4 separate regions of the Homo sapiens genome follow, and all the other regions are linked to region 2. A link is an interaction called in ENCODE POLR2A ChIA-PET data of the cell type or tissue named here. Cell type or tissue: MCF 10A. All regions are shown on one strand. Each heading gives the region's core, and the rest is flanking DNA. Links, peaks and the distances in the headings are about the cores only. Region 1 has its middle 89 kb from the start of FAM136A. Region 2 has its middle 28 kb from the start of FAM136A. Region 3 overlaps TGFA (transforming growth factor alpha). Region 4 overlaps TGFA (transforming growth factor alpha).

Region 1 (6,161 bases), core at 1,043-5,042, 62 kb after region 2:
GGGAAGCATTGCCATTTGGGTGGCCTCGCTTGGACTATGGTTTGGTGTTGAGTCTCAGTCCAAATAAAGTATGGATCTTCCTTCCTCTTCCCTCTGCATGTGCAGACTGCTCAATCCAAAGCCTCACAGCACTCTGTCAGCTTACCTATTGCAACAGGTACTGGCCCATGTGTTATTCTGGCTTATACTGTGGCCCCATCCTAAACATTGCTCACCTGAAATTGGAGGCCACTAAATATTTTCCTGATGAGTGCCCAGTGATTTCATCTTTTGTCATATGCCTCCCTTTGATTCTGTTCAGCTCATTGCAGTTTCATAAAAAATATTTCCTGTGTATTCAGAGCCATATACAGAACACTATATATGACACAGTGTCATATACTAAAGAACTACATGACCCAGTCCTAGACTCCAGGGAGCTTACAGTTTTCCCAGGAAGACAAGATACTTACATGAAATAGTCTGAGAATAGTCAAGACAAAAAAGCCATGGCCTCTGTTGGGCTGAACAGAGGCTCAAGTGCTCAAATGGATGATACAGTCAGTAAATTTCAAGACTGGTGAGGTGGGAGAGAGATCAGAGATGGCTGCAATTTTCAAGAAAGACTTCAAGGAGAGGACATGGGCCTTGCTTTGTTCTTGGCATTTTAAAATGGGACCAGTGATACTAAGTTTATGCAGCAATTCAGGCTCTTAAAGGATCAGGAAGAATTCCTTAGACTCTTTTAGAAGTGGGACATTGGGTTAAGGGAGAAAGGTTTTAGGAGAGGTAATAATTAGTAGAGAGAGGGGCAGAAATGGAAAGTAGACTTGAGCAAACAGCCTGTTTAATTTGGACTGTGTGAGATGGTTTCCCAACAAACATCCCTTTTCTTTCTCCCTCCCGTGCCTTCTTCAGTTTCTAGACCCTGACGTCATGACACGGTGCAGCTGCAGTTATGTATCTTTTCCTTTCTGCTTGACCCCCCAGCTTAAGTACCACTTTCTTGGCACCCACAATGGAGGGCGCTGCCAGTGGCACAGATGAGAGATTGATTTTGGACTGCCAGCTCTGATGGAAAGCTGAGGACTATTGCATGGCCTTCCCCGAGGCAGCCACTGGAAATGGTGTGGGGTGGCTCTTCTGAGAGGGTAGAATTTTGGATGCCTACCGAACCCTTCTCTAGCAAATGGAGACTGGTAGACATCCATCCTTCCTGAGTCAGTCAGAACTGTGACCCCTCTTCAGATGGAGTCCTAGGCCTCATTCCCTTCCAAGAGGATAGAGATGACATTGTCTTGGGAGTTAATGTAATAGGTAAGCTGGTGAGGTTGAGGGTTCAAGAAGATAGAGTGGTGCTGGATGGAGTAATGGCCCATGTCAAGCTATTATAGGAAACCACACATTTAACAAGGGAGAACTGATATATATATTTTTTAACACCCTTGGGAGAACCACCTCCTGGGAGGATACCAGGAACCCACCATAACCTTTATTATTGAAAATATCAGGAGGGATTCTGGGTGAGCTTTGGTCTTTCCTAGGTGGAGGATGCACATGACCTAAGGAAGTGGCACCTTGTGCCCAGAGCTCTGGCACACTTCTGTAAACTAATTCACCCATGCCTACTTCTTCCCAAGACAGGTGAAAGGTAGGAAAGACCCACAGAGGGGAGACCGCAAGTTGAATGAAAGCCCAAGTTGATTTCCTTTTGTGATGCTGCCACCATCTATATCATTCGTGGCAGGTAAAGGCTGCCATGCCTGGTCTCCACTTCAGTTGTTCTGATCTGACTCTGATAGCATGTCAGGGAGAGATGACCTCAGTGACCCAGTCAGCTCAGAAAGGCAGTTTTGCTGCTTTCCAGGAGGTAACTGAATAATCCAAGTCTGATAGGAGAATCTGGGCTGGATGGTTTTCCTTGTGAAATTTTGACTTAAGAGAAAAAAACAAGCAATTTACTAATTTTATGACCTTGTGAGAGGCAGTATAGCATAGTGGCGAAGGTCAGGGGCTTTGAATAGACTTGGTTCAAGTCCACAGCTTGTATCCCTTGCTTAACAGCTGTATAACCTAGACCAAATTGCTTAGCTTCTACAAGCCTCAGTTTCTTCATCAGTAAAATAGGGATAATACAAATCTGAGATGCTTTAAGAACTTGATAAGATAATATATACATAGCACATGGTGATCAATCAGTAAATGATAGCCAATAGTAATCATTATTAATTACAACTAAGTTTTGGATAGGGAGGATATTTGGTAGGTTTAATGAGATGGGCCTTTTGGCAAAGAAATTCATGATAATACTTGTTATTTAAAACAAATAAACAAAGGTATAACTAGGATAGATGCCCTTGACCTCCCCTATCCTGGTCATACCAGGCAATAACCTCTGACCCCTGGGCAGCAGACTAGGGCTGGCGACCTGGCTTACCCCACCCCAGGACCATGAAAGCACAGTACCTTTTGTCTTGCTGGTGTCTAACAAAGAAGGTCCAAGATGGAAACTATAATATGTGCACTCAAAGAATGTTTACTGATCTCCTGCTGTATGTCAGACACTTTTAGGAGCTGGGGACCCAGCAGTGAATAGGCAACATCCTTGACCCCATGGAATATACATAAACAATTTAATTAACAAGGTCATTTCCAATGGTGATGAGGGCTGAGACATCTTGTTTTCAGACTGATGTGTTGGAGTCTTTTCCTCCTGATAACGTTGAATGTCATTTCAAGGCCACCAGGGCTGATTCTATTGTGCCTACCTGTGCACACACAAGACTTGTGGGCTAAGCTTCTGGCTGGTCAGACACCAAGGCCCCATGTCCTCTGAGAGACAGAGTTCACTGACTGTGGGAGAGCCTTGGAAAATTCTGTTTCCCTCCTCCTGGGATCATGTTAACAGCACTTATATCCCAAACGGCCCCTTTGCAAATAAAATCAGATGTTTCTGCCCGACTCAATACTTCCTTGTCTTTCACTGGGCAGGTCTCTGTGCCATTTGAGGGCTTAAAATTTTGTAGAGCCCTTGGGATTGGATGTTTATTAGTCAAACAGAAATATGTTCCCTCTTTTTTTCCTTCATGTAGAAATGTATCTCTGGAAACATATACCAACCACTGCCAAATGCCTGGGAGTCAGGAACAGCACTACCTGCCAAGTCTTTAAAGTTTAATTCACTGCCATCCAAAGTGCAAATTAGGGAGCTGGCTCTTCTGATGTTTGGATCTGTGACACAGGAAGCTGAGTGGAACCTGAATTAGAGGTCAGGGGGCCCCAAGTTCTCTGGAGGTTATTAGTCATGAACATTGGGCAAATTACCAAATATCTCTGGGGCTCAGTTTTCTCATCTGTGAAATGGGGCAATTCAAAAGTTGCTGTGGAAGGTAAAACAAGATAAAGGCTACCTTCAGTGCCTCAGGTGTGAAGCAAGCAGGCTATCAGCAGAGGAGGAGCCAGCTAGAGGGTGAGCTAGGGCTACAGGGACCAAGAGGTAGTGGCATTTGGATGTTAGAATCTTAGAGGACACAGTGACCTTCAGTTTGGGCAAGGTTATGCCAGCATCTTTAGAGTTGTGGCTAGTGACTGAGGTGAGGCAATAGGAGGTTCTGAGTGAGGCCCTAGTTCTAGAGATGTGTGTGGGAGGCAAAGCAGGGTTATAGCCAGCAGGAGAGGGTTAAGGTAGAATGTACCAGGTCCCAGAGAGGGGGCTAGTGAATACTAGGTGAGGAGTGAGAGCGAGAACATGTTAGACAAGGAGTCAGGGCTAGTGTATGCTAGGCAAGGAGTCAAGGCTAGAGCGTGCTAGACAAAGAGTCAGGGCTAGTACATGCTAGACGAAGAGTCTGAGCTACAGCATGCTAGACAAGGAGTCAGGGCTAGTGCATGCTAGACAAAGAGTCAGAGCTAGTACATGCAAGACAAGGAATCAGGGCTAGTACATGCTAGACAAAGAGTCAGAGCTAGTACCTGCTAGACAAGGAGTCAGGGCTAGTGCATGCTAGACAAGGGGTCAGGGCTACTGCATCCTAGACAAGGGGTCAGCGCTAGTGCATGCTACATAAGGAGTCAGGGCTAGTGCATGCTAGGCAAGGAGTCAGGGCTAGTGCATGCTAGATAAGGAGTCAGTGCTAAAGCATGCTAGGCAAGGAGCCAGGGCTAGTGCATGCTAGGCAAGGAGTCAGTGCTAGTGCATGCTAGGCAAGGAGTCAGGGTTAGTGTATGCTAAACAAGGTGGGTTGGGGCCCACTTTTAGCCTCATCAAGGGTATACTCAGAAACCCAAGGCAGAGGATGAGTTTTTGGCCTGAAGGCCTTTGTTCAGTGTCAGAGGGAAGATTACAGGTTGCAGTTTGGGGCTGTACTAATTTAAGGCAGCAAGAACAATTCAGGAACCCACCTGTGCAGTGGGGGAAGGGGAGAAGAGGGTGGGGATTGGACCCTAATATACTGCCAGGTCTAGTTAAGGTCAGTTCAGGGCTTGCCATGTTCTGTCAACATGATTCCATATACTCTTCACATGACCTATGACATAGATATGGTCTTTATTTTACAGATGAGAAAAATGAGCCCCAGGGAGATAACTTGCCCAACATCTCACAACTGGTAAGAGGTACAGCCAAAACGAAAACCCGGGTCTGTCCTATGCCAAAGACTACCCTTTTAACTCCTGGAGACTGGGCTGTGATCTCTCCCTTCTTTGAGAAATATGTTCTTAAATTAACAATCTTGTTCACAGCAAAGTAATGGCACATGAAGGAAATCTAAGGCCTGTGTATCTAGCACTTAGACCAGGGCCCTTTCCTCTCACTGTTCCCTCAAGTACCATGGCCTTTGCAGCCCTCCTTGTCCCCAACCCAATTTGGCATTAAAACTTTTTTGGAAACACATATTCGTTCTATCTCTGGATGACTGAAAATAGAAATTAAAGCTGAAGAGACTTCTGTTCGAAACAAGGAAAACCTTGTCAGCAAGGAACAGAAAATTTTTTGAGTGAGAATGACATACAGGTGTGGAGTCGCTTTGCTTTGAGGTTTTTCTGAAGAAAATAGACTATAGCTGCTGTTTTTTGTTAGTTCAGGGTGACTAAAATCCATCAGTGACATCAACCAAGACCCAAACTAAGTTTTTATTCTTATAAATTCCACGTTGCTATGATCTGAACGTTTGTGTCCTCCCCAAAATCCATATGTTGAAACCTAATCTCCATTGCAAGTATTAAGAGGTGGGGCTTTTAGGAGATGATGAGGTCATGAGGGCTCTGCTGTCATGAGTGTGATTAGGGTCTCTTGTTAAAGAGGCTTGAGGGAGCTTGATTTTCCCTTCCACCTAAATCTGCTGACTCCTTGATCTTGGACTTCCCAGCCTCCAGAACCATGAGCAATAAATTTCTGTTGTTTATAAATTGCCCAGTCTAAGGTATTTTGTTATAGCAGCCTGAATAAACTAAGATATTTTGTTAACTTATACTACTGAGAAGACTTGATGCATATTTTAGAGATATTATTTATCCATTTAGTCACTTGTGTGCAAAATCCATTTTATGTGTGCATGTAACACTGTCCTTTGCATTTTTGCTTTAATGGAAAGTTTATTACTCTGTTTCTGTTTCAAAATCTGCACACCCAGCCTGCAGGTCACTGTCTTGGGTGTGGACAAACTCATCTTCTAAATCTCCATTTAATCTCTAGAACCTTCTCATGTGCCCTGCCCAAGGCACCTGTGGATGTAGTAGGTTACCTGCAAAGAGAAAGACATGTGTCTCTCAAAAGAATGTGGAGAACAAAATAAAGCAGTAATGGATTATAACACAAAGTATAAATATTTATGAGTTCATATATTTTTGTAAATAAATGAATAAATAACAAAGTGGGCAAAGAGGCAAATCTCCAATGCAGAAGAATTTCAAATTATTTATATAGACACTGCACCCTCAAGGAGGTAGAACATAACTCTCCACATTAGCTTCTTGTGGCTGCTATAACAAATTGCCACACTCGGCGATTTTTGACAAAGATCTATTTTCACAGTTATAGGGGCCAGAAATCTGCCATCAGTATCACTGAACTAAAATCAAGGTGTCAGTGGGTCTGTGCTCTCTCTGGAGTCTCTGGGGTCTCCTTGCCTCCTCCAGTTTCTCCTGATTGCTGGCCGCATTTCTCCACTCTCTGCCTCTGGGAT
Region 2 (6,161 bases), core at 986-4,985:
TATGTGTCTGATAAAAGAATGATAACAAAGTGTTTCTACCAATTAAAGAAAAAGGCAAAAAACTCAATAGAAAAGTGGGCAATTTAGCCGGGCAAGGTGGCTCACACCTGTAATCCCAGCACTTTGGGAGGCTGAGGCGGGCGGATCACCAGGTCAAGAGATCAAGACCATCCTGGCTAACATGGTGAAACCCCGTCTCTACTAAAAATACAAAAAAAAAAAAAAAAAAAAAAATTAGCTGGGCGTGCTGGCATGAGCCTGAAGTCCCAGCTACTTGAGAGGCCAAGGCAGGAGAATTGCTTGAACCTGAAGGTGGAGGTTGCAGGGTTGCAGTGAACAGAGATCGAGCCACTGCACTCCAGCCTGGTGACAGAGCAAGACTCAGTCTCAAAGAAAAAAAAAAAAAAAAGAGAAGTGGGCAATTCACCAAAGGAAAAAGAAATAGGAATGGCTAATAAGCATATCGTTGGAGAAGGCTTTGTCCTCCTAAAAAGATATGTTGAAGTCCCAACCCCTAGTACTTCAGACTGTGATCTTATTTGGAAATAGGGCCTGTACACTTGGATTAATTTATATTCTAGTTAAACTGAGGTCATAGAGTGGTCTCTAATCCATTGTGACTGGGTGTCCTTATAGAGTGGGGACATTTGGACAGAGGCAGACAGGCACAGAGGGAAGACACGTGAAGAGGCACAGAGAGAAGACAGCCCTGCAAGCCAAGGGACAGCTGAGGCTACCTGCAGCCAGGAGAGAGGCGGGAGCAGATCCTTCCCTACCATCTTCAGAGGTGAGACCATCAATATCTGTTGTTTTAGGCCACGCAGCTTGTCACACTTTGTTAGAGCAGCCTGAGGAAACTAATGCATGTATGAAATCATATTCAGTTTCACTAAACATTTAAGAAATCAAAAAGAAAACAAATCACGGTTCTTCCTATCACACAGTTCAACTCGTTGGCTAGCAGGGCAAAACCTTTTGCAGGCGAGGATGAGAGGAAAAAGGACCGTTTACACGGTGGTGATGTAAATGGTACGACTAGCCTGTAGAGCAAGGTCATTTAGCAGTGAATATCATAAGCCACAAATACATGAAAACTCCTTGACCCAACAATTCATCTTGAAGGAGGGAGATAAGCAGACATGTTTGGAAAGATATGTGAACTAGGATGTATAGTACAGCATTTATAATATTCCACGTTTGGAAGCAACTAAACGTGTAAGAACAGGAAACAGATTAAATAACTAACAAAAGGACCGTGCAATGAAGTACCCCACAGACACAAAGAACCACACTGTAGGAGAATTTTTTTTGGTAAGAAAGAAGTATGTTACATTTGATTGAGTGAAAAAACTCAAGTAACAAAATAGTTTATGCATCATGATTTATTTTTAAAATAAGAAACAAATGTTATATATACATGCCTAGAAGAAAATCTGAAGAATCACAGCACAACTGTTAAGGGTCATCACATAGGAGTGATTGGATTAGAAATGACTATAATTTTCTTCTGAATGTTTACAGGGGTTTCTAAGTTTTCTTTAATAAATGTGTCTTCTTGCTCACAGCTGTAATCCCAGCACTTTGGGAGGCCGAGGTGGTCGGATCATTTGAGGTCAGGAGTTTGACACCAGCCTGGCCAACATGGTGAAACCCCGTCTCTATTAAAAATACAAAAATTAGTCCGGGCACGGTGGCTCACGCCTGTAATCCCACCACTTTGGGAGGCCGAGGCGGGCGGATCACGAGGTCAGGAGATGGAGACCATCCTGGCTAACACGGTGAAACCCATCTCTACTAAAAATACAAAAAAATTAGCTGGGTGTGGTGGCAGGCGCCTGTAGTCCCAGCTACTCGGGAGGCTGAGGCAGGAGAATGGCGTGAACCCGGGAGGCGGAGCTTGCAGTGAGCCGAGATCGCGCCACTGCACTCTAGCCTGGGCGACAGAGCGAGACTCGGTCTCAAAAAATAAAAAATAAAAAATAAAAAAAATTAGCTAGGTGTGGTGGCGCATGCCTGTAGTCCCAGCTACTTGGGAGGCTGAGCCAGGAGAATCGCTTGAACCCGGGAGGCAGAGGTTGCAGTGAGCCAAGATCGCGCCATTGCCCTCCAGCCTGGGTGACATAGGCTCCATCTCAAAAAAAAAAAAAAGTGTCTTCTTTAGTTATATAAAATTTCTCTTGTTAGAACATCCATCCTAATTAATGAGAAAAAGAATGAGGACTGATAGTTCATATAATACTAAAGCTCACTCAACAAAACTTTGAAATTATTATTATTTTTAGTTAACTATCAGGTGCTTTATCCACAGATACTTAAGGCCTTATCACTGCCCAGAGACATTAGCTGGACCAAAGGGCAGCATGGGCAAGCTGGGCTGCTCAGCAGGGAGCAGGCGCTGTGGATTTCCGTTTTCATCCCGTCAGCTTGCTCCCTCTGTAATCACAGCTCTGCCCAGATTGTCTTAATGACAACCCTGCCTCACCTGGTTTCCGGAATGGATGCATTCCTTCCCACTTTGATCACAGAATGCTATTCTCATTCTCCAGGGTGTGGGCCCAGCCTGGCTCAGTGCCTGCTTGCCAAGGACCTGCCCTGAGTCACTCTGTCTTTGGTGCCGACAATCTGATTGCTACAGCTGGATATTTTTTCTTTCCTCTCCTTCAACTTGAAGAAAACACCCTCCTACTCACTCCCGCTGCCCTGCCCTGCCCATGGGAATCACTCTAGAGTTTAACAATGTTGTCTGTCCTCTGTCTGTAACTTTGGGAAAACAGGTGAGCTGGGAAGCAGCAGGTGAGCTGGAGTACAGAGTACAAAAGGGCACACTGGGGCTTTGGCTTCTGTTCTGATGGATTGCCAGGGTGTACAAAGCAGTTCTCATGGAAAAGGCATCATGGCAATTTGTTTACTGTGGTTAGTCTTGAGGATCTGCTGTTAATTTAGCCATATATGTGTACACACACACACACACATGCATGCAAATGTGTTAAGAACTATAAAGTTCTCTACAATCGTTATTTAAATATCAGAGACGCTCTTGGTTGAGCTTTTGTTTTTTTTAGAGACAGTCTTGTTCTGTTGCCCAGGCTAGAGTGCAGTGGTGTGATCATAGCTCACGGTAACCTTGAACTCCTGGGCTCAAGAGATCCTCCTGCTTCAGCTTCCTGAGCAGCTGTGACTACTGGCATGGGCCACTATGCCTGCCCAATTAAAACAAATTTTCTTTTGTGTAGATGCGGTCTCAATATGTTGCCCAGGCTGCTTTCAAATTCCCGGCCTCAAATGATCCTTCCACTTCAGCCTTCCAAAGTACTGCTATTATAGGCGTGAGCCACTGCCCTTGGCCTCCAGCCAGCTTTATAGAACATAACTACTGTGAATAATGAAGGTAAACTGTACTTTGCCTCACCCAAGATGGTGGGACCTGTAAAGATTCAAAAGTGCCGGCTGGGCGCGGTGGCTCACGCCTGTAATCCCAGCACTTTGGGAGGCCGAGGCGGGCGGATCACGAGGTCAGGAGATCGAGACCATCCTGGCTAACACGGTGAAACTCTGTGTCTACTAAAAATACAAAAAATAGCCGGGCGTGGTGGTGAGCGCCTGTAGTCCCATCTACTCGGGAGGCAGAGGCAGGAGAATGGCGTGAACCTGGGAGGCGGAGCTTGCAGTGATCCGAGATAGCGCCACTGCACTCCAGCCTGGTTGACAGAGCGAGACTCCGTCTCAAAAAGAAAAAAAAAAAAGAAGATTCAAAAGTGCCTAAGAAGGTTTGAGTGGGCATCTAGGCTCCTGGGGAACATCTGTGTTCCGGTGTTCCACAGCCTGAACCTCCAGCACTCTGTGAGCTCAGAGTGGGGCCCTCTCTCCTCTGCACCCCAGACACCAGCATTAAGTTACTGCTGCTCCTCCCAGCAACCCAGAGGTACCTCTGGAACTTTGTGGCTCAAGCTTGATGTTAGTGGATGTGTTTGATTCTAGGGGCGGGGAGAAGTCTGCAGGAACTTCTTCGGCGGCAGTGTAGAGACTGCTGCTTAGGGCCAGCCTGGGTGGGAACAGATGGGGCTGCTCACCTCCCAGCTGAAGCAAAAAAAAAAAAAAAAAAAAGCAGGGAGGAGACTGCCCCCTATTAGAGGAGAGAAACAGAATTCACAGCTGGAGACACTATTTGGGGGTTGCAAAGAGAGACTATACATTGGATTTGAACCATGAGGTTGGAAGCTGATGGGACTGGGAACAAGTTGGGCTGGAGCAGATGAAACAGGGAGATGTGAACAAAAGAACACCAAGGAGGGGAGCACCAGAGAGGAGCAAAACACATGTCACCCTGCCCATATCCCTCCAGTGGGGGACACAGATGCCAAATAGATAAGCAAAGTGTATCATTATAAATTGGGGGACGTATTATTCAGAAAAGGTAGAGGGCTGTGAAAGAGAATAACAGAGGGGCTTTAACTGAGATGGGGATGGGGGAAGCCAGGAGAGGCCCCAGAACCAAGCTTTGAATTGTGAAAGGATGTGAACCAGGCTGCAGGGGCGCCCAAAGCACATTAGGAGCAGAATGGCCCACCTGGGGTCACCAAGATGGACAGGGCTGGGTGCCTTCCAGGACTGAAAAAACCGTCTGCCTGAGGGGCAGAGAGGCCAGTGGGGTCGGGAGATGAGACCGGGAACAGAGGCAGGGCCAGACCATACCGGCCTGCAGGCTGCGTGAAGGAGCTTGGAGTTTATTCTAAATGCAACTGTGCTCTGGGTGCCTGTCCTCACGGTGTGACTTTTAGGACCACCAAATATATTTGATGGCATTGTTCTATGTTAGAGCAAACTTGCAGATTTTATAAACATTTGAAGGGAGATACACTGCCACGTTTGCAAAGTTGTTTTGAAGGTGGAAGTGGGTGAAACTGTGTTCCTCTTTCTACTTTTAAAATATTTTGCCTTATTTTCTTAACGACTGCATTACTTTGATAAATGTGAACATTATGGGAAAAAGAGCCCCCTGTGCTGATGGCTGAAGTCCCTGGGTCCCATGGGGTAGATTCTGGGCTAATGCTTTATGTTCATGAAGTTTTATAAAAATTGTGATTTTGATTGGGATTGCACTGAATTTATGGATAATATAATTTAAGAAAAAGAGGCTGGGGGCAGTGGCTCATGCCTGTAATCCCAGCACTTTGGGAGGCCGAGGTGGGGAGATCACTTGAGGTCAGATGTTTGAGCCCAGCCTGGCCAAGATGGTGAAACCCCATCTCTGCTAAAAACGCAAAAATTAGCCAGGCGAGGTGGTATGCACGTGTAATCTCAGCTACTTGAGAGGCTGAGGCATGAGAATCACTTGAACCCAGGAGGCAGAGGTTGCAGTGAGCTGAGATTGCGCCACTGCACTCCAGCCTGGACAACAGAGTGAGACTTTGTCTCAAAAAGAACATTTTTTTTAAGAAAAAGTGTTATCTTTATGATAAAAATTAGCCAAACATGGTGGCATGTGCATGTAGTCCCAGCTACCTGGCCGTCAGGGGTTGGTGCTGAGGTGGGAGGATTGCTTGAACCTGGGAGTTCAAGGCTGAAGTGAGCTATCATAGTACCTTTTATCAAGGTCACTCAGCCCTGACCCAGGTGATTTAGCTTGTGAGGTCACCCATCACTGACCCCCTAGTCCTGCCAGCTGAGGGCCCCACACCCAGAGCTGGGGACAGTTTCTATTTGCCTTCTGCCTAGTTTGACAGGATCAGCTTCCTGGGTTTTTTTTTTTTTTTTTTTTTTGAGGCCGAGTTTTGCTCTTTGTTGCCCAGGCTGTAGTGCAGTGGCACGATCTTGGCTCACTGCAACCCTGCCTCCTGGGTTCAAGTGATTTTCCTGCCTCAGCCTCCCCAGTAGCTGGGATTACAGGCACCCACCACCATGCTGGGATACTTTTTTGTATTTTCAGTAGAGACGGGGTTTTGCCATATTGGTCAGGCTGGTCTCGAACTCCTGACCTCAGGTGATCCACCCGCCTCAGCCTCCCAAAGTGCTGGGATTACAGGTGTGAACACCGCCCCTGGCCCATGGGTACTTCTTTCTGCAGAAAAGCCACCTGTTAACAGAGGGCAGAGCCTGAGTTCAGAGGAATGAGCTTTAATGGGGGTATTCATAGCAGCACCAAGTGTGGGATGGGTGGGGTG
Region 3 (4,000 bases), core at 1-4,000, 190 kb after region 2:
CATCAAAGACTTGGACTAGGGGCTGGGTAGTGAGTAGTGAGGGTGTACAGATGGGGAATGGGAAAACCTGCAGATCCTCGGGAATTCCTTTACTTCTAGTCTAGATCCCTGCCGCTACAGCTCTAGGTCTTGGTTCTTACTCTAATTTCAGTGGAGATGAGGAGCACTTGAATTTTTATTTCCAACTTTTATTTTTTATTTATTTACTTTTTTATGATGGAGTCTTACTCTGTTGCCCAGGCTGGAGTACAGTGGCATGATCTCAGCTCACTGCAACCTCCACCTCCCAGGTTCAAGCAATTCTCCTGCCTCAGCCTCCTGAATAGCTGGGATACAGGTGTGTGTCATCACACCCGGCTAATTTTTTATATTTTTGGTACAGACGAGGTTTCACCATGTTGGCCAGGCTGGTCTTAAACTCCCGACCTTAAGTGATCCACCTGCCTCGACCTCCCAAAGTGCTGGGATCACAGCCAACTTTTATTTTAAGTTCAGGGGTACACGTGCAGGATGTGCAGGTTTGTTACTTAAGTAGACGTGGGCCATGGTGGTTTGCTGCACAGAGCACTTGAATCCTGACATTCATTCATTCAACAAGTGCTCACTGAGCACCTGCTGCACCATTAGCGGGACATTGTCTAGGTGCTGGGCAGAGAGCAATGAATGAAAAGTCCCTTCCTATGAGAAAGGATCCTTCCAATTCTCAAAAGCCATTGAACTCCATTATAAATAGCTGTACCATTGTTCAGTTGGGTGGTAAGTTAAATCTGTGTTTTTCTATTTAAATGATATTAAATATTCCCACTACAATATTGAAAAATCCATGAGGAATGAAGGAACTGTCATCCTTATCCAAAGCCCGGATTTAAGTCTGCTGAAGTGGCCTGTCAAGTGGATCCTGCATTGTTTGGTCACCCGATGAGATGACCCCTGAAATATTTTATTTTCCTACCCTTAACTCATTTTGTTGGCTTTTCCTGAAACTTTTATAAGAACACAAAGACTTCCATCCAGTGACCCCAAAGAGGCCTGGCCATATCCCAAGGAGGCTAAGACAGAGGAGTGAACGCTCATTGTGAACGTTCGTTGTGAATGTTGTGTCCCAGGGCTCTTCAAGCAAAGGCAAGACTTGCCACAAGGAGTTTACAATCCAGATGATTGAAGCAAACACACTCACTGGTGTTCCTGTATCTCTGATGCTCCCTATTACAGCCCTTTCTTCCACCCAAATGTTTCTACCTAGTCCGGGTCTCTTACAAACACTAACTCCTTCTCTTCTGCGTAGAAAAGCCTCCTTACTGCCTGACGTCATTTCTACCAGCCTTCCAGGTCGAGCTCAATCCCCAAGTCCTCCACGATGCCCCCTGACCACTCTGGCAGGCAGAGCTCCCTGCCTGCACCTCCTAATACCCACCAGCACTGGGCTGGGTATAAGATCAGGTCACTCACATGGACTAGTATCTCCTGTCCCTCCTTCTCTCAGCCCAGACCTCATTTCCCACCATTACTGATTTAGGAGAGCTGGTTACTATCTTTCCCTACTTCAAGAGACAAATGAGAATATTGGCAAACTGCTTTGAACTCTTTAGAGTCAATGCCACTAACAAGTGCCCAGAACTGACACCACAGAAGTAACCTAGTTGTTACATAACCCTTTGCAGCTATGTTAACAGAGAAGTAACATAGCTGCAAAAGGAGGTGAAATGCTTTTCCTGACATCTGGAGAAGCATGCAAAAAATAAACAACTAAATAAAAAAGGCACAGAGACCCTTGGAGGAGGAGCCAGTTGCTTCCTGTTGAGACACTTTTGTTTCTAAGGCCCGGCCACTGTGATGCAACAACTCACACTGCCACACAGACATCTTCCTGTATTCTCCCCAACATGTTACCCACTTCAAAGCCTTATAGAATAAGGCTGCCCACTGATCTGGTGGTCCGAGAGAACCCTCTCTCATAAAGCAAAGCAAATAGCAGATAGGTAAAACATCTTTATCCAACAGTGTTAACCAGGATGCAGCACGCATCTGGCTAGAGGTGAGGAAGGCCCTGTGCTTGCTCTCACCTGTGCAGATCTATGCCACACCCTTTTGTGCCAGGAGGAAGCAATTGTCTCTTCCGAAGAGTTTAAGCCTTATCAAAGACTTAGACCAGGGGCTGGGTACTGAGTCAACCTTCCTCTTCCCCAGGCCTGCTCACGCACTGGCTGGCTGAGGGCCCCCATCCAAATTCCTGGAATTTCAAGGCAACAGGGCGAGTATCGCCGAGCCCTCTCGGGCTGGCTGGAGTTCCCCAGCTGCTGAATCACCAACAGGCTCTACCAGGGCCGAGTTCTGAGGTTGCAGAGAAGCCGTGCCAAGCTGAGGCACTCTGAAAACCTGTTCCAGCTGACTGGCACTGTGACACGAGGCCTTGAGGTGTCTCTGGAAAGGGTTACACTTGATTTTCCCAGAGTCCAGGAGGGAGGAAGAAGGGGATGGCGGCAGTGGGCTAGGGACAAAGCTGGGGATAAAGTGGCAGATGCTATAGCTATCCACAGGGCCCTGGGCCCTTTGCATTGTGAACCAGCTGAGCAGAGGGCACCTGGCTGACAAGAAGTACAGGAACCAAACACCACCTCTGGAAGGATCCATGGGGAGGTTATAAGTCCCTCCCTATCCGTGAAGGCCCATTGGCCCCATCTCAACTTCCCTGGCCTGTGATGTCTCAGAATTACCATCCTCTGGGCCCAGGTGAGCAGTGGTTCTGCTGGTGTGCACCTCGGGCCAGCAAAGTTAGACTCTTGGTGGCTGAAATCAAACCAAGCCCATCCCCTCAGCTCAGTCAAAGCCATGTGTGGGCATCATTCACACAAGTGGCTTGAAAGTAGGGTATGAGCAGGGAGGAGGTAAAAACAAGCAATCCTTGAACTCTGTCCCATTTCCTCCATGTGAATAGCTTGGTGATGACAAACTCATCCCTGCACCCTGGTGCACAACACCCTGGACACCCCGGAACCACCCTGCAGAAGGCATTGTGAGGCTTTGGGTTTGGGCCAATACAAATACCAGTGTGACTTGGCAGAATCTCAGATCAATGCAGCATCAGCCTGGAAGTAGGGGATGGGGGAAGGGGACAATGCTGCCCCATTGCTAATCCCCACTGTCCACCTTGGGGGCTGGCCACAGGACACCCCTTAGGCATGCTCACTTGAGTTGATAAGGGTGGCTGATTAAGAAGCAAGTTCAATCAAGAAGGAAACAAATCCCCAGAACTACAGGTTTTCAAGAGTTAAGGGGTAAATACACTTACTTCTTGCAGCTCCACATTTCTCAACCCACATCACACTGCAAACTGGCAGAATCTCTAAGTTCTCCTCCTTGGGCCCCAGAAGCAAGGGGCAGGAGGAGGGAGAAGAGGCTAGTAGGGGAGAAAGGCCTGGGCAACAAGTGCAGGCTCCAGGTGCTGAAGAGGAGGAGTGGACGGGGTGGTACTCAGATTTACTCCCTTTCACTGGGAGACCTTGACCAGACCACCCGCTAGCCCAGGGGTTCTTACTGCTGGTAGCAGATGCCCCTTAGGGAGCATCTGAGAACCTGTGGTGGGAGGTGCTTTCTGACTGTCACAAGGACTAGGGGGCACTACTGGTACTTAATGGTGGGGCCGCGGATGCTAAGTTTCTGATTTCTGTAATGCACAGAACCTTGTCTTGCTTAACATATTGACAGTGCACTCTGTTGAGAAATTCTGGGCCCCAACAGAGAAAGTCTCTTCAACTGCAGGTCATTTAGTTTCCAACTGTATATGGGCAGATGTACCCAAAACTCAGGGGAAATGCAACAAGCTTGTAGTCACATGAGCAGACAGGGCCACTCATTAGAGCCTTGAAAATGGTCACAGAAGGACCATGGTGATCCAACCTGCCCCATTTACCTGGAATGCTTTTTCCTGTCAGCTCTTCCCTCTATTCTCCAGGTCATCAGCCTGTGCCTGTCTTGTCTGTCTCTTTGTATTAACCCAAAG
Region 4 (4,000 bases), core at 1-4,000, 210 kb after region 2:
TCTGCTCCTGCCATGATCTATAAAAAATTCAGGAGCTGAGGGCAAGGGCTAGGTCATGGTTCTCTTTGCATTAATAACACCAGACCCAGCAGAGTATCTAATATACAGTTAAATGTTTACTAAAGTGAACAATCCACAAAATAAATCACCAAAATAAATATGTAGATACATAGCATCTCCCACTTCGTGCTGATCTTAGTTTTGTTATTCATTCCATTGCCTCTATAAGCATTAAGTAAAGAAAGTAGCTACCTCAGGTGAATTAAGCACCAAATGTTACATTAGGCCTAGTTCACAAAAATCACAATTACTGTTTGATCACTTAGATATATCCTACATGGGATGATAGCATAGATATTCCACATGCCTCTGCTCTCACTATTAAAAGAAAAATGCCCTGCTTTTTATCTGAAATCCAAAACATCCAATTTAGTTGAAAGGACTGTTTTGTTTGTTTTTCCCTCTGTTGCACCGTATGGGAAAGAGACACTTCACAAGAAAATAAGGTCGTATTACATAGTGAATTGATGTTGTTTTCCTAAGAGTAAATCCCTAACTTTGAAGTGGTTCACTGGTGCAATACCAGTCTGTTAGCCAAAATCTTCTACAACCCATATAGGATTCAAAAAAGAATTTATTTGAAATTATGACCTCAATAAAAGAAAGCCCCATTATCTTGACCCTAGTAGAATGCTTGTCCAGGAAACTGGAGTAATGCTTTTTTTCTCTCTCTCCACAATTAAAGTTAAAATTGAGCAGAGTTCTGTTTAACTAAGTCAGGAAGAAAACTGAACTCACTGGAACTTCTCATTCACAAGTACTGAGGGAGACTATGTCAACTACAGGTATCACATGAGCATAAAGAGTTTATTAGAGAAGACCTTTATTGAGAGACGCAGAAATAGCTTCTGAATCATTAAAGAATGACGAAGTTACTAAGCAATCCTTAATGTGTATGTGCACCTAACAACAGTGTCAAAATCCATGAGGCAAAAACTAATAGAACAGCAAGGAGAAATAGAGGAATCCACTATTATGGGTAGTGACTTCAATATCCCTCTAGCAGAAGTGGTTAGATCTGGCAGGCAGAAATCAGTAAGGACATAGTTGAGCTCTGGCAACAGCAGAATACACATTCTTCTTAAGCTCCTGTGGAACATTCACCAAGAGAGACCACGTTCTGGGCCATAAAATATACCTTAACACATTTAAAGAAATAGAAATCATACAATGCATGCTCTCAGACCACGATGGAAATAAACTAGAAATCAATAACAGAAAGAGAGCTGAAAAATCCCCCAGTACTGGAGAAGAAACAACACACTTCTAAACAACACATGGGTCAAAAAGGAAACTCAAGAGCAGTTAAAAATATTTTGAACTAAATGAAAAGAAAAATACAACTTATCAAAATGTGTGGGATGCAGCAAAAGCAGTGCTTAGAGGAAGATTTATAGCACTTACTGAATATATTACAAAGAAGAGATATCTAAAATCAATACGCTAAGCTTCCACTTTAGGAAACTAGAAAGAGAAGAGCCAATTAAGTGCAAAGTAAACAGAAGAAAGATGAAGTGATTCATTTTAGTTACTGTTTTGCTCTGTGCTGAGTATCTGAAAATTAGTCATCCACATGGGATAGCACAGGCATATTTCATTTGATAGAACTTTGCTTTATTGTGCCTCACAGATACTGTGGTTTTTTGTTTTGTTTTCTTTTTTCTTTTTCTTTTTCTTTTTTTTTTTTTTACAAATTTAAAGTTTGTGGCATCTATCCAACAGCAAGCGCTCACTTCGTGTCTCTGTGTCACATTTTGGTAATAATCACAATTCATTATTATTATAATATCTGTTATGGTGACAGGTGCTCAGTGATCTTTGATGTTACTATTGTAATTGTTTCGGGGTGCCATGAACCACACCCGTAGAAGACAGCAAACTTAGCTGATCAATGGAGCAGTCAGAACACACATTTATCAGTCATTTCTCCATCTCTCTCCTTCTCCTCAGGCCTCCCTATTCCCTGAGACACAATAATATTAAAACTAGGCCAATCAATAAACCTACAATGGCCTCTCAGTTTTGAAGTGAAAGGAAGAGTGGCATGTCTCTCACTTTAAATCAAAAGCTAGAAATGATTGCACTTAGTGAAGTCTGCATGTTGTAAGCAGAAATAGGCCAAAAGCTAGGCTTCTTGCTCCAAACAATTAGCTAACTTGTGAATGCGAAGGGAAAGTTCTTGGAGAAAATTAAAAGTGCTACTCCAGTGAATACACAAATGATAAGAGAGCACAATAGCCTTATGGTTGTTATGGAGAAAGTTTCAGTGGTCTGGAAAGAAGATCAAACCAGCTAAAACTTGCCCTTAAACCAAAGCCTACTCCAGAGTAAGCCCCTAGTTCTTTGATTCTGAGAGAGGTGAAGAAGCTGCAGAAGAAAGTTGGAAGCTAGCAGAGGCTGGTTCAAGAGGTTTAAGGAAAGATGCCCTCTCCATAACATGACAGTGCACAGCGAAGCAGCAAGTGCTGACGTAGGAGCTGCAGCAAGTTATCCAGAAGATCTAGCTAAGACCATTGATGAAGGTGGCTACTCTGCACAATAAATTTTCAGTGCAGATGAAACAGCCTTCAATTAGAAGATGATGCCATCTAGGATGTTTGTAGCTATGGAGAAGTCAATGCCTGGCTTAAAAGCTTCAAAAGACAGGCTGATTCTCTTGTTAGGGGCTAATGCAGCTGGTGACTTTAGGTTGAAGCCAATGTTCATTTACCATTCAAGATTCCAAAGTCCTTATGCTATATCTACTCTGCCTGTCCTCTACAAATGGAACAGCAAAGCCTGATTACAGCATATCTGTTTACAGTATGGTTTATGGAATATTTTAAGCCCACTGTTGAGATCTACTGCTCAGAAAAAAAAAGCATTTCTTTCAAAATGTTACTATTCATTGACAATGCACCTGGGTCGCCCAAGAGCTCTGATGGAGCTGTGTAAGGAGCTTAAAGTTGTTTCCATGACTGCTAACACAGCAACCACTATGCGGCCCATGCTCATTAAAGAGCAATTTCAAATTTCAAGTCTTAAGACCTACATTTTATAATGCTATTGCTGCCACAGATTTGTGATTCTGCTGATGGGTCTGGGTAAAGTAAATTAAAAATCTTGTGGAAATGATTCACCATTCTAGATGACATTAAGAACATTTGTAATTCATGGGAATAGGTCAAAATATCAACATTAATAGGAGTTTGGAAGAAGTTGATTCCAACCCTGATGACTGACTTTGAGGGGTTTGAGACTTCAATGGAGGAAGCAACTACAGATGTGGTGGGAATAGCAAGAGAACTGGAATTAGAAGTAAAGCCCGAAGATGAGACTGAATTGCTGCAATTTCAATAAAATTTGAACAGATGTAGAGTTATTTCTTCTGGATGAACAAAGAAAGTGGTTTCCTGAGATGGAATCTACTCCTGGTGAAGATGCTGTGAACATTGTGGAAATGACAACACAGGACTTAGAGTATTCCATAAACTTAGTTGGTAAGGCAGTGGTAGGGTTTGAGAGGACTGACTCCAAGTCTGAAAGAAGTTCTGCTATGAGTAAAATGCTATCAAACAGAATCACATGCCACAGAGAAATCTTTCATGAAAGGAAGAATCAATTAGCATGGCAAATTTCATCGTTGTCTTATTTTAAGAAATTGCTCCAGTTACCCTAACCTTCAGCAACCACAACCCTGATCAGTCAGCAGCCAACGACATCAAGGTGATATCCTTCACCAACAAAGATTATGATTTGCTGAAGGCTTAGATAATTGTTAGCATTTTAAACAATACAGTATTTTTAATTAAGGTATGTAATTTGTTTAGGCATAATGCTATTGCACACTTAATAGAACACAGTATAGTGTAAACATAACTTTTATATGCACCGGGAAACCAAAAAGTTCATGTGACTCACTTTATTGTGATATCTGCTTTATTGTGGTGGCCCGGAGCTG

What was found. ChIA-PET counts read pairs that join two places held together with the same protein. Peaks named below come from ENCODE experiments on the same cell type or tissue, not always from the same donor. Only the 100,000 strongest peaks of a DNase experiment are listed, where the experiment ranks them.
Region 1: POLR2A ChIA-PET joins it to region 2 with 5 read pairs; 2 of 35 experiments call an interaction of 5 or more read pairs at or near these places.
Region 3: POLR2A ChIA-PET joins it to region 2 with 5 read pairs; 1 of 35 experiments calls an interaction of 5 or more read pairs at or near these places.
Region 4: POLR2A ChIA-PET joins it to region 2 with 5 read pairs; 2 of 35 experiments call an interaction of 5 or more read pairs at or near these places.

What each region holds. Positions count from the first base shown.
Region 1 is chr2:70,388,102-70,394,262 of GRCh38, forward strand. No RefSeq gene overlaps it. Among named protein-coding and RNA genes, the nearest start is that of FAM136A, 89 kb to the left of the region's middle. In MCF 10A, for the core only: no CTCF peak of the experiment used is centred there; no DNase peak of the experiment used is centred there.
Region 2 is chr2:70,326,604-70,332,764 of GRCh38, forward strand. No RefSeq gene overlaps it. Among named protein-coding and RNA genes, the nearest start is that of FAM136A, 28 kb to the left of the region's middle. RefSeq lists a silencer at 3,214-3,508. In MCF 10A, for the core only: no CTCF peak of the experiment used is centred there; DNase peaks (open chromatin) are centred at 2,538 and 3,348.
Region 3 is chr2:70,522,240-70,526,239 of GRCh38, forward strand. The region is part of intron 1 of TGFA (transforming growth factor alpha); the gene reads right to left. Among named protein-coding and RNA genes, the nearest start is that of TGFA, 30 kb to the right of the region's middle. RefSeq lists an enhancer at 1,773-2,389. In MCF 10A, for the core only: no CTCF peak of the experiment used is centred there; DNase peaks (open chromatin) are centred at 1,832, 2,212 and 2,972.
Region 4 is chr2:70,535,264-70,539,263 of GRCh38, forward strand. The region is part of intron 1 of TGFA (transforming growth factor alpha); the gene reads right to left. Among named protein-coding and RNA genes, the nearest start is that of TGFA, 17 kb to the right of the region's middle. In MCF 10A, for the core only: no CTCF peak of the experiment used is centred there; no DNase peak of the experiment used is centred there.